Regions from separate parts of the Homo sapiens genome. Here region 2 is linked to region 1. The links are chromatin loops, found by intact Hi-C in ENCODE. Cell type or tissue: IMR-90. All regions are shown on one strand. Links, peaks and the distances in the headings refer to the core of each region. The heading gives the core; the rest is flanking DNA.

Region 1 (6,969 bases), core at 2,830-5,329:
GTGTGTGTGTGTGTGTGTGTGTGTTGGGGTGGGGGTAGGGGACACTGTGTAAACAAGGAATTGCAGTCAGCTGTGTCAAGAGAGTTATGACATGCTGTAGAATGGGGCTGTTGACAAGCAAGGGCTCTGGAGCAGGACAGCCTGTGTTCAAATCCTGGCTCCTCCATCACTCACTGTGTAGCTTTGGCCAACCTCTGTGTACTCAGTTTCTTCATCTATAGATGACGGGAAATGTTAATACCTACTTCATGGGGTTTATTGTGAGGATGAAATGCCTTGATACATGCAGAATGGAGCCTGGCATACTGCAATAATGCAAGTGGCTTTATTATACAAAATGACCTTCCTACAAAACAGCTCTGACATTAAGACTCTCCAATGGCTTGCCAGGGTAGAGAATAAGACCCAGGCCCTGAGCATGACCTACAGGGCCCTCTGAGATGCCAGCTAATGCAACTTCACAGGCTACATATCTGCCTTGAAATGTACCTGGATTGCTTAAAGTTTCCAGCTCACACCAGCTGTCTTGCTCCGATTCTACTCTGGCTGGCACTTCTGCCTGGCAAGCTCTTCCCCTTGAAAAGCCCTGGGCATCCTTTAAGATTAATCTCAGGTGTGACCTTCTCTAGCAAGCTCTCCCTAACCATCTTCCACCTAACTGGTTTCCCCACCCTTGGCACCCATAGTACTTGTACAGAGCTCAAACCTTCACATACTACGTTGTGTTAAAATTATTGATGTGTCTGCTTCGCATAGATGAGTTCCTTGAGAGTAGAACTCTTTATTTTACTCATTTTTGTATCCTCAGTGTCTAGGACAGTGCCTGGCACACAGCACATAACTAGCAAATGTTCAGGGAAATGAATGCATGGAGATTTGTACAAAAAACCTCCCATGTAACTTTTAAACAGCTTGTGGCATTTTGGGAGACACTGATACAATCACTCTTCACTTGGAAGTAGTTGATAAATGTCCCCAAATTTTACTCAGTGAACACCATGTAAATGAGCTGTCATGTTCCTTCACTTACAAAATTACTTGCCAATTACAGTTAGATGATCCCAGCGTAATTGCCATGTAAACTGTACCCTGGCTGAGATAGCCCAAATCATCAATTAACTTTGCCCTCTCATCATGTGGTACTTACCACATAATTAAATAAATGGTCAGCCGCTACCACAATTGTCTATTTCCCCAACAAAATGAAGTGGCTACATTTGTCATTGATTTATCAGTTATGACAATCTGTAACACACCTCTAGGTATAAAAGCAGAAGCTTTAAAAAATAAAAGAACTCTGTACTCTTGAGAAAGATGTTCCAAGTTTTTGATCAAAAAGATAAGCATTATAAAACCTTTGTTTTCCTTTTGAAAAAAAAAAAAAAAAGAGAAGACACTGAGATATGAAGACAAAAAAATCCTCCTTCTTCCTGAGGAGACTTTCTTCCTGAAACCTCAGACAATAAAAACATTTCCAAGAATTTGAAAGTGAATTTAGCTCTTCAAACAAGTTACACAAGTTACAATTTATTTCAAACAAACAGTTGCTTTTTTTTTTTTTTTTGGTGCAAAGTAGATGCATCTTACTGAAGCTGACATTCTTTTCTGATAGACTGGCTAATATGTTATGCAAGAATTAGATAGAAGGGAGAGATCCTGAATGTTGACGGTGGCTCCAAGTGACAGAATTTTCATTTGCTTCTCTGGATGCCATCTCCACACCTGACACAGGTAATCACATTCACTTCCCAGCATGGCCACATTAGGCCAAATGGATTCCCAAACAGAGGTTCTGTCTAAAGGGACCATTTGACTTCCAGAGGCCCTGATTGAAAAGGAGGTCAGTGCTGGCCCAAATATTTCTCTACCCCCTGAGGTGGAATAATTGATGTGCAGCAGCCCCTACAGATGTGGATTCACAAGAGTGATAGATTGATATAAGTATATTATTCACACGTACAGCTGCTAATATACAGGTCCCAGTGCAAACACCAGGACTTAAGAATATTATGTGGATTTAGGACAATCCCTGAAGGACTCCAGTTCCATTAAAAATTTGTTTGGCAGCCTGGGGCAGATCTATTCCAACTCCCACATGTTTCATGCATTTGAGAGGGGGAACCAAACCACTTTAAAAATAAATTTAATAAATTTTGTAATGTCAAGTTATTAACATCCTGTCTAGTCATACCGTCTTCATATTTTAAAACAGTAACATTTACCTCTGAAATTAAAAAACATTCAAATATCGGAGTTAACATTTTATCTGAGAAGACATTCCTGGTGTTTTTTGTCAAAGGCGATAAATTGCATCCTGAAAACAGAAGAAAATATTCCTATTTTTCCCTCTAGAGATGTTTTTCTTGTCACAGATATACCAAACAATACCTAGAAAGCCCTGTGACAAGTCCATTTTGATTTGTAAATGGTAGAGGAAATAACTTGTAGACATGCTCAGTTATCGTTTGATGATTTATAACATTTGTTAGAATCTGTTGCCCACAGTGATTCTAACACTGCTTTTATAAATGTTCATTCATTCATTTAGCAGATTTTGTTTGTTTGTTTAGTTTTGTTTTGTTTTGTTTTGTTTCTGAGACAGAGTCTTGCCCAGCCACTCAGGCTGGTGTGCAGTTGTGCAATCTTGGCTCACTGCAACCACTGTGAGCCACTGTGCCCGGCCTTAGCAGATATTTTTAATACCTATCATGCATGTGCAAGGCTAGGAGTTGGGGGAGACACCAAAGAGACAAAAGCCATCCCTCAAGTAGGTGACAGCATCAAGAGAACAGCTGAGGGGAGGGTGGGCAGGGAGAATCTCAACTTGTCTAAGAACACCCAAGCTTCTCACACCAAATGTTCTTGGGTCTCTAAGGAAGATTCCCCCAAATGATAAAAGCATGCTCATCCTCACATAAAACATGTTTATTTCACCTTCACAACAACCCTATAGATATAGAATAGGCATTTTTCTGGCTAATGTAAAGATCTAGAATTTTAACTTAATATTATTTATATCAGGTGAATTATTTCAAGATTCCAAAATTCCACATAATGCAATAGAGAAGTAGGGTAAGCTCATGAATCTACACATGGAGAGAGATTGTAGGTGACCACACCCCAGCTCATGTGAGTCTCTCATCCATGCACAGTGTCCTTCAGCCTGTGCATGGAGCCTCATAGTGTGAGGCTTGTCTGTAAACTTTTTCTTCAATGCTTTGTATAATACTGCCCTAAATAGGAAGTGCTTAATAAATGCAGTGTTTCCCCGGCATTCTAATTAAAAACAATCATTATTTCCTAAAGAGAAAAATAAAGTAATAAATTAGTAAAATATCTGGGCACTAACAATTTTCAAAACAATAACTACTGGGTATTATGGCCCAAGAGTCCTTAAACTGAGACAGGCAAAAAGTACATTCCCAGGTGCTTTAAACAGTGCAGGAATCCTATTTAACTGAAAAGGGAAGCTAACACTATTTGTCTTCTAGATGCACAAAATTAGAGTTACATGAGTAAAGGAATGTAGTCCAAGACTTTCATATGTCCAAACTGAGCCTCCTACGCTACCATTCCCACATACCAACCTCAAAATGCCTGTATGCTATAAATTTCTGAAAGACCCTTCCATCCCTGTGCCACCAAAGGAAGAAACTCAAGGCCAGGATTTGAGTGGTATTCCAAGTCCACCAAAGAGAAGTAATGTTGCCACTTCCCACTAAACTCTCTGCGACTACCCTTAAACTGGTGGGAATCAAGGGGGACAAGCAAATGGGACTTCAAAGCCCGTGTAAGGCCACCAGCCTGCTCATCAAGGCTGAGGGAGGTGGGGGCAGTCCAGTGAAACTCTCATAGCTCATGCTTTTGAAGTTTGATCCACTGCTCCCATTAGCTGAGCAGCACAGCCAAATGACAGCTGCTGGTCTTGTGAAGCTTAACTTGCTGGGGCCTTGGCTGCCTATGGAGATGCTGGGAGAGATGGGCACCAGGAAGTGGGAAAAAGAAAACCCTGTCATCTCTTAACTTCAAGCAATGAAAAACGGAGCAGAGGTAGAGACAGGAAGGCAAGCAAGAGAAAAACAGCTGAAAGTATTTGGGGAAATTTTCCTGTATGGCTAAAAACTCTGTAAGAAGTATATTGGTTTTTCTTATGAGACAAACGAAAGCTGTTTAATCAGAAATATGATATAACATGAAGATCTAAAGAAATACAGATGATAAATGCATGCATATATCTTTGAGAATTTTTTTAGACACTTCATAATTAAATTGAATCTGTTTTTATAAGTATTTAGTATAATGACACAATAAGGAAACATTTTCAAACCCTTCACGGATACCAAGACTGTAAGCACTGTCTGTAGGAATTTGGTGCTTCTGTGCCACCATGTGGCAGTCACCTAAAATTGCAGGCATCAATCTTAAAAGGAACAACAAAGTTCAGGAAGGTGTGTTTTAAAAGTCTACTACTATAAACATGGCCTCAAAACTCATACACACACAAACGCCACTCATTTTTCAGGACTTAGAGAAAAAGCTGTCCCTGAAGTGGACAGATTGATTACAGAGAGTCTCTGAATTGCTGCTCTAGGCAGACACAAATGGGACAAGGAGGAAACTCTCAATTGGTGTTACAATAAAGTTCATTGAGTATTATTTGCAAAAGCATAAATAAGAAGGCAGTTTGAATGCCCATCATCATGGAAATGATTAAATAAACTGTGGCATATCCACACAATAAAATATTAAGGAGCTGCTAAAATGTGCAATAGATCTTCATATACTGATAGAAGAATATCTGTGACATATTTAGATAGAAAAAGCCAGTTGTTGAACAGCATGTATAATATGAACTAAATAATCCTTAAAGTGTATGCATTTTTCCATAAAAAGGTTCAAAAATGTATAGAACTATTTACATTGGTTACCCAAGGGAGGGTAAGACTTTTTACTTTTAATTTTATGCTGTTTAACACAATTTGATTTTTTTCCAGTAAGTATAATTTAATGTTTTTCTTTAAGCAAAGTTCCATAATTATAGAAGTTGTATAAAAGACAGCTTGCTCCACCTTTACCATGTACCCCTGATACTCACTGTACTTGTACGACATTTGCCCCTTCTTTTCCATGTAAATACTACTTATAATATCACGTTACCTGGTTTCACACACCCCTGGAATGGTCCTAGGGTCTTGGTCCTGCTCCATATACAGATAGAGAAGCTCTCAGCAATTTCTGCATCCTTTACTACACTCAAATCTTGCCCAGCTGTAGAGCAGTGGGCTGTCCTGTGCTATAGCCTTAGGGGAAACTAGGACAGACAAAACATGTTGGTCATGAGATTTCTGACTAGAAAAGAGTGAGCCTCAAAAAGAGAACGGCTGGCATGTCTCTCTAATCTGTTCCTCTTTCTTGAATCTATTCCCTCTTCTCTATTCTTAACTACCCCCACCTAGCCCTGATTCACCATTTCTCTCATTACTCCAACATTCTTTAACCCACTCATTTGATTATAACTACCCTGATCTTAAGCTTGTTCCTTCCTAGTCTAAGTAAGCAAACTCCCTAGAACACACTGGTCTTTCCAGAACTGGAATCCAAACGTGCTTTTGCCCCCTAGTAGAAACCCGTTACATGCTTATTAGCCTGGCCCTCCATGTCTGCCTAACCTTTGATTCCTCAAACTGTTGAGATATCCGTATGCTTTTAGAACAGAACCCCAGAATACTTTTTAAAAATTTCCTATTCACAGAGAAGAGACTAATTTCCTTAATATATAGAAAGCCCCTATAAATCCTGAAGCAAAAAAAACAATGACCAACAGAAAAACAGGCTAAGAATTTTAAAAATAGTTCTCAAAAAGGAAATACAGATGACTCTAAAAACATGGAGAGATATTCAATGCCACTTAGAAGACAAGAAATACAAACTAAACTACAGTAAGATGCCATCTGTAACTATCAGAGGGACAAAGTTCAACAAATGTAATAACATACTCTGATAGCAAGAATATGCAGAAATAGGCACTCTCATGCATTGTTGAGTATAAACTGGTAAAATCTCTATCAAGGACAGTTTGGTAATACGTTACAAATTTAAATATGCTTAAGCTTGACCTAGAAATTTCATATGAAAGGTATTTGTTCTAAGGATATACTTATAGTACCCAACATGATGAATTTCCAAGGATATTCACTAAAGCATCATTTGTAATAGAAAAAGACTGTAAACAACCTAAATTTCCATCACAAAGAACTGGTTATGTAAATTATGGCATATTTGTAAGTAGAATACTATGCAGCCATCCAAAAGGATGAAGTCATTCTATATTTATTGACTTCGAATTATTACTAATAGAAACTACAGGAACAAAGTTAAGTACATAGATATATTTCTTTGTGTTTTTTGAGACAGTCTCCCTCAGTCGCCCAGGCTGGAGTGCAGTGACGCAATCTCAGCTCAACCTCTGCAACCTCTGCCTTCCGGGTTCAAGAAATTCTCATGCCTCAGCCTCCTGAGCAGCTGGGACTACAGACACGCGCCACCACACCCAGCTAATTTTTGTGTTTTTGTAGAGACGAGGTTTCACCATATTGGCCAGGTTGGTCTCAAACTCCTGGACTCAAGTGATCTCCCTGCCTCCACCTCCCGAACTGCTAGGATTACAGGCATTAGCCACCATGGCCAGCCTGTTTCTAAATACCTGAAATAAATCAGAAATGATATAATGAAACAAGGAACATTGGTTGCCTCGAGGGAGGAGAATCAATGGGAACATGAGTAAAAAGGGGACTTACTGTTGACTTTAACCTTTTACTCCCTTTCTTTAATTTTTTAATTTAAACACAATTCATAAAACTGATAAAAGCTTGCCTGTACCAGCATATCCTTCAAATACTATACCCAAATCCATTTTCTTTCATGCACAGAGTTATTCTCTCACCTAAGCCACGAACCTCATCCAGTTAA
Region 2 (6,969 bases), core at 1,437-3,936, 410 kb before region 1:
CGTAGAATGGAGACACACACACACAAAGATTCCCATTGGATCCGATGTAAAAAAGTAACCTTTGATTTTATTAAGTCACCGATACTTGGCACTGATTGTTACAGCAGTTAGCCTACTCTAGTATAGCTGCTTTTCCAAAAGAAACGTATGTCCTAAAAATACTCAGCTTTTCCAGCTAACGTTATTGTCATCTACAATAGCCTGCCTGCTCCCTCTGTATTTTCATTTCATTCTTACTTCCTAAAATGATTTCCCCCACACTAATCCTTGTCCTTCCTGGCCTTAATATTTTTGCATAAGTTTTACATCCTGTATTAAAACAGTTTCTGACTTACCCCAGCTGACAATAGTCCTTGCAATAATTTTCCCAACTCCATAGCACTTGTGCAAATATCTCTATCCATCTGTAACTGGTTATGACTATGTTTTTATGTTTATTTTATCTGTTATCATGTATCTCCATTTATATTTGTTCCATTAGATTATAAACTCAATATGAACAAAGATTGTGTTTCCTATTTCCTTTGTAATTTCCTACATGCCTCATATATTGCCCTACGCTGTCAGTGCTTCATAAACCCAACTAATTGAAGTTCAAACTTCTACTCATATACTTGCACCAGATACATAACAACTCACAAAATCTGTGTCTATAACATAAATACATGCAGAGTCTTGCAGTGGCACCCTGGTTTATCCAGCACATCAGGGAGTGAGCTGACCCACAGAGTTAATTTTGGCCATCAAATATAATGCAGTATGGAGAAACACAGTGGCTAAACAACCTGCCACACTTAGTCGGCATTTGAGCCTGAAATACTTTCTAGTAAATCACATTTTGGCAATAGTCATTAAAACAGGTCTCTACTAGACTTGGTAGCAAGCAAGTTCAAACTGATCAAAATTAGTTTACACTTATGTGACCTGGGCAACAACTGGCAAAATAAAAATAAAAATAAAAATAAAACATTTTATTTAAGAGGCTGTTGACACTCTCCAGGCACCATTAAATCCTGTTGCCAGCAACTCCTTCTTAGAAACTCAACTCCATATGGCATGGTGCTACCATTCTCTATTCCCCCAGCAGAGTGAAGGGTTCTCTCCTTTGTGTACTAGGTCATTTTGTATAAATGTCAATTGTAGCATTATCATACTATGTGGCAATTGTGAGCCTTTCTGTCCACTTCATCACAACTCACCACAAATACCTTGGAGACAAGGACTGAATCTTTTTCCTTTTCATATCTCCAGAGTCTATGCAACACTTGTACATCCTAAGTTATAATATTCAGGATATTTTTTATTACAAGCAACAGAAACCCAAGTTAAACAATCTTAAGGGGGAAAAAAACATGTAAGAGTAAGTATAACTGGGTCTAAGAAAATACATCACTAACAGATTTTTCCCCGGGCTATATATAATTTTTGGAGCATCTTTACTAAAGGTAAGAAGCTTATGTTGAAATTATTTTCCTCCAAAATATTAAAGGAAATAATTAGAAAAATATACATGTAATTACTAAAAATAAAAACACTTCAGTGGGGGAATACAGACTGGGTAATCATTTAGAAAATGCAACTGTGTTAGACAAGGAATATAACTTTTATTTTTTTTTTTTGAGATAGAATCTCATACTGTCACCCAGGCTGGAGTGCAGTGGTGTGATCTCTGCTCACTGCAAGCTCTGCCTCCCGGGTTCACACCATTCTCCTGCCTCAGCCTCCCGAGTAGCTGGGACTACAGGCACCTGCCACCACGCCTAGCCAATTTTTTGTATTTTTAGTAGAGATGGGGTTTCACCGTGTTAGCCAGGATGGTCTCAATCTCCTGACCTTGTGATCTGCCCACCTTGGCCTCCCAAAGGGCTGGGATTACAGGCATGAGCCACCGCACCCGGCCGGAATATAACATTTATAATAATACCCATCTAATTCCTCACAGTACTCCTACTGTAAATCAAGATATAGAAAAGAAGTTCAACTGAATTTTTTTACCACAATCAACAGCTGAAATTAAAGAAGCAAAAATTGCTATTCAAAAAACTAAATGACTGTTTAAAAGCAAATTTTGAGTACCCACTATGTTCCCTGGCATGTACTGGGCATGAGGAATAGAAACATGAATATGATGTGGTTCCAGCCCTGATGAAGCACACAGTGTGATGATGGGAAGAGGCAGGGCCACCACAACCCTCAGCACAGTGCGAAGGGGCTTTGAGGAGGCCTCCAGAGCAAGGGTGAGCAACGGGAGGAGGCCAAGAAAGAATGCTACTGCCTGGGGAGGGGCAAGGCAGGGGCATGCACTTCATAGAGGAGCCAGCACTACTGTTCTTCACCAAGAAAGAAGACAGGAAGAAGAACATCAGCCCAAGTAGAGAAGGATTAAACAACAACAATAACAAAGTGTTTTGGCAACAGCAACTATTCCCCTATGGGTGAGAGGAAACTACAGGGGAAGGAAAAGCAGGACAGGAAATGGGAAATTAGGTTGCAGGTGGATTGTGAAGGTCTCCTATAGGAAGCTGGGGAAACTGGAGCCTCATTCTGTACACAAGGGGGAGCCAGTGAAAGTTTGTTGAATTGTTTTAATTGAAGTGAAATTCACATGATACAACATTAATCATTTTAAAGTGAACAATTCAGTGGCATTTACTGAAAGAGATGTGAAACCACTACCTCTATCTAATTCCAAAATAGTTTCATCACCCCAAAAAAAAACCCCATACCCATTAAGCACTTGCTCCCATTTCCTGCTTCTCCCATCACCTGGTAACCACCAATATGTGTTCTGTCTGTATAGATTTACCTATTCTGAATATTTCATATAAATGAAATCATAGCATATGTGACCTTTTGTTTCTGGCTTCTTTCACTTAGCGTGGTTTCGAGGTTCATCCACACTGGTACATGTATCAGTACTTCATACCTTTTTATTGCTGAATAATATTCCAGTGTACATTTATAACACAATTTCTTTTTCTAATCATCTGTTGATGAGCATTTGGGCTGTTTTTGCCTTGTGGCTATTGTAAACAGTGCTGCTATGAACATGCATGAGCATGTTCTTATTTGAGTACCCATTTTCAAATATTTCGGGTATATACCAAGAAGTGGAATTTCTGGGTACGAAGGTAATTCTATGTTTAACTTTTTGACAAACCACAGAACTGTTTTCCATAGTGGCTGAACTACTTTACATTTTGAACTAGTTTGCTTTCATGCTGCTGATAAAGACATACGCGAGACTAGGGAATTTACAAAGGAAAGAGGTTTAATGGAGAACTCACAGTTCCACGTGGCCAGGGAAGCCTCACAATCATGGTGGAAGGCAAGGAGGAGCAAGTCACATCTTTTTTTTTTTTTTTTTTTAGTAGAGACGGGGTTTCACCGTGTTAGCCAGGATGGTCTCCATCTCCTGACCTCGTGATCCACCCAACTCGGCCTCCCAAAGTGCTGGGATTACAGGCGTGAGCCACTGCGCCCAGCCGCCAGTCACATCTTACATGGATGGCAGCAGGAAAAGAGAGAGCTTGTGCAGAGAAACTCCCGTTTTTAAAACCATCAGATCTCATGAGACCCATTCACTATCCCAAGAACAGCACAGGAAAGACCCACCCCCATTATTCAATCACCTCTAACAATACGTGGGAATTGTGGGACTTGCAACATGAGACTTGGGTGAGGGACACAGGACGAAACCATATCATTTCACCCCGGTCCCTCCCAAATCTCCTATCTTCACATTTCAAAACCAATCATGCCTTCCCAATAGTCCCCCAAAGTCTCAACTCATTTCAGCATTAACTCAAAAGTCCACAGTCCAAAGTCTCATCTGAGACAAGGCAAGCCCATTCCACCTACAAGCCTGTAAAATCAAAAGCAAGTTAGTTACTTCCTAGAAACAATGGAGGTACAGGCACTAGGTAAATACAGCTATTCCAAATGGGAGAAATTGGCCAAAACAAAGGGGCTACAGGCCCCATGCACGTCTGAAATCCAGCAGGGCAGTCAAATCTAACAGCTCCAAAATGATCTCCTTTGACTCCATGTCTCACATCCAGGTCATGCTAATGCATGAGGTGGGTTCCCATGGTCTTGGGCAACTCCACCCCTGTTGCTTTGCAGGGTACAGCCTCCCTCCTAGCTGCTTTCATGGGCTGGCATTGAGTGTCTGTGGCTTTTCCCGATACACGGTGCAAGCTGTTGGTGGATCTACCATTCCGGCGTCTGGAGGATGGTGGCCCTCTCCTCAAAGCTCCATTAGGCAGTGCCCTAGTATCAACTCTGTGTGGGAGCCCCGACCCCACATTTCCCATACCCACTGCCCTAGCAGAGGTTCTCCATGAGAACTCTGCCCCTGCAGCAAACTTCTGCCTGGACTTCAAGGCATTTCCATATATCCTCTGAAATCTAGATGGAGATTCCCAAACCTCAATTCTTGACTTCTGTGGACTGGCAGGCTCAACACCACATGCAAGCTGCCAAGGCTTGAGGCTTGCACCCTCTGAAGCCATGGCCTGAGCTCTACACTGGCCCCTTTCAGCCACTGTGGGAGTGGCTGGGATACAGGGCACCACATCCCAAGGCTGCACACAGCACAGGGACCCGGGGCCCGGCTCACAAAACCAGTTTTTCCTCCTAGGCCTCTGGGCCTGTGATGGGATGGGCTGCTGTGAAGGGTTCTGACATGCCCTAGATACATTTTCCCCATTGTCTTGGGATTAACATTTTGTTCCTCGTTATTTATGCAAATTTCTGCAGCCAGCTTGAATTTCTCCTCAGAAAATGGGATTTTCTCTTCTATCACATTATCCAGTTGCAAATTTTCTGAACTTTTATACTCTTTTTTCCTTATAAAACTGAATGCATTTAAAAGCACCCAAGTCACCTATTGAATGCTTTCTGCTTAGAAATTTCTTCTGCTAGATACCCTAAATCATCTCCTTCAAGTTCAAATTACAAACCTCTAGGGCAGGGGCAAAATGCCACCAGTCTCTTTGCTAAAACATAACAAGAGTCACCTTTGCTCCAGTTCCCAAAAAGTTCCTCATCTCCATTTGAGACCACCTCAGCCTGGACCTTAATTGTACATATTGCTATCAGGCTTTTGATCAAAGCCATTTAACAAGTCTCTAGGAAGTTCCAAACTTTCCCACATTTTCCTGTCTTCTTCTGAGCCCTCCAAATTGTTCTGCCTGTTACCCAGCTCCAAAGTCACTTCCACAATTTCAGGTATCTTTTCAGCAACACCCCACTCTACTGGTACCAATTTACTGTATTAGTCCATTTTCACACTGCTGATAAAGATATACCCGACTGGACAATTTACAAAGGAAAGAGGTTTAATGGAGAACTCACAGTTCCACATGGCTGGAGAAGCCTCACAATCATGATAGAAGGCAAGGAGGAGCAAGTCACATCTTACATGGATGGCAGCAGGAAAAGAGAAAGCCTGTACAGAGAAACTCCCACTTTTAAAACCATCAGATCCTGTGAGACTCATTTGCTATCACAAGAACAGCATGGCAAAGACCTGCCCCCATGTTTAAATCATCTCCCACAATACATGGGAATTGTGAGACTTACAAGATGAGATTTGGGTGGGGACACAGAACCAAACCATATCACATTTCCACCAGTGGAAGCTTTTAAAGAGGCCATCCCATGGAATGAACAAGGCAGTTAAGAAGCTGTTCTGGTTATCTGGAAGAAAGATGAGAGGGCCTCAGCCAGGACTACCATGGTGGGAATCAGAGAAGTAGGCACAATGATGGGGCAAATAGGAGGCAGAAATACCATGTAAGGAAGAGCCAAACACGATTCCCAGGCTTCTGGCTTAAGTAACTGGATGGATGGTTTGACCATTAACTAGGTTACAGAACAAGAAGGATAAATCCCTACTGAAGGGAGGGAGTTGGATGGGCTGATTTGGAAGAGCTGAATTATCCACTAAAGATGTCCAATGGGTCATCAAGAATTCTGGTCAACGGATGAGGGTTTGAGCCCATATTCCTTTTTCTGTGCTGAGCTGCCCAGCTTCAGTTTCCTACTAAAACAGTCCTCTTTCTTTCCTGTCTTCTTTATAACATTTCCCGAGAGCCACTTGTTTCTTTAGTGAAATAACAATTGCTCCAAAGACAGAATCTTGATTCAAGGAACTCAAAGTGCTTAAATATTTAAAATAGAAATACTAGAATGGGCTGGGTGCAGTGGCTCATGCCTGTAATCCCAGCACTTTGGAAGGCCAAGGCGGGTGGATCACCTGAGGTCAGGAGTTCGAGACCAGCCTGGCCAACATGGCGAAATCCCATCTCTACTGAAAATACAAAAATTAGCTGAGTATGGTGGCACATGCCTGTAATCCCAGCTACTTGGGAGGCCAAGGCAGGAGAATTGCTTGAACCTGGGAGGTGGAGGTTACAGTGAGCTGAGATCATGCCACTGCACTACAGCCTAAGCAATGGAGTGAGACTCTGTCTCAAAAAAAAAAAAACAAAAACAAACAAACAAACAAAAAACTAGAATGGCGAGCCTATCCAATTTTTTTTTTTAATTTAAGTTCCCAGTAGCAAGCAGTTATCTTGCAACCTGCATCAAAGATTAGCTTCTCTTTACATAAAATCATTTTTATTCATTTAAATTAACATCCATCATGAAAAAAAAATTTGGGGCTCTAATCTAAAATTTACAAAAGTTCAGTATGTTATTTTCATTTTGATATATTATTTCTGTCTTTTGCTGAAATGACAGAAGTATAAGTAGTATTCACTTGTCATAATTTTTGTTAACAGGATATTAATTTAATATACAGGAAGTCAGTTGGCAAGTATTCACTGTAACAGAACAGTGAAGTACCATAGAATGCCCAAACCATTTACATTTTGTTCTCAATAGTGTACATTAAGCACACTTGCACATTTAAAGTATTCATGGAATTTATAATATAGTATTTCAAACAAAGTAACAAAT

Evidence for each region. Peaks named below come from ENCODE experiments on the same cell type or tissue, not always from the same donor. Only the 100,000 strongest peaks of a DNase experiment are listed, where the experiment ranks them.
Region 2: it touches region 1 in a loop (11-fold over the local background); 24 of 110 quality-filtered maps call a loop at or near these places.

The regions. Positions count from the first base shown.
Region 1 is chr14:32,586,067-32,593,035 of GRCh38, reverse strand. The region is part of intron 5 of AKAP6 (A-kinase anchoring protein 6); the gene reads right to left. Among named protein-coding and RNA genes, the nearest start is that of AKAP6, 260 kb to the right of the region's middle. In IMR-90, for the core only: a CTCF peak has its summit at 4,376 (motif pointing left); a DNase peak (open chromatin) is centred at 4,355.
Region 2 is chr14:32,994,161-33,001,129 of GRCh38, reverse strand. The region is part of intron 1 of NPAS3 (neuronal PAS domain protein 3); the gene reads right to left. Among named protein-coding and RNA genes, the nearest start is that of NPAS3, 59 kb to the right of the region's middle. In IMR-90, for the core only: a CTCF peak has its summit at 2,554 (motif pointing right); no DNase peak of the experiment used is centred there.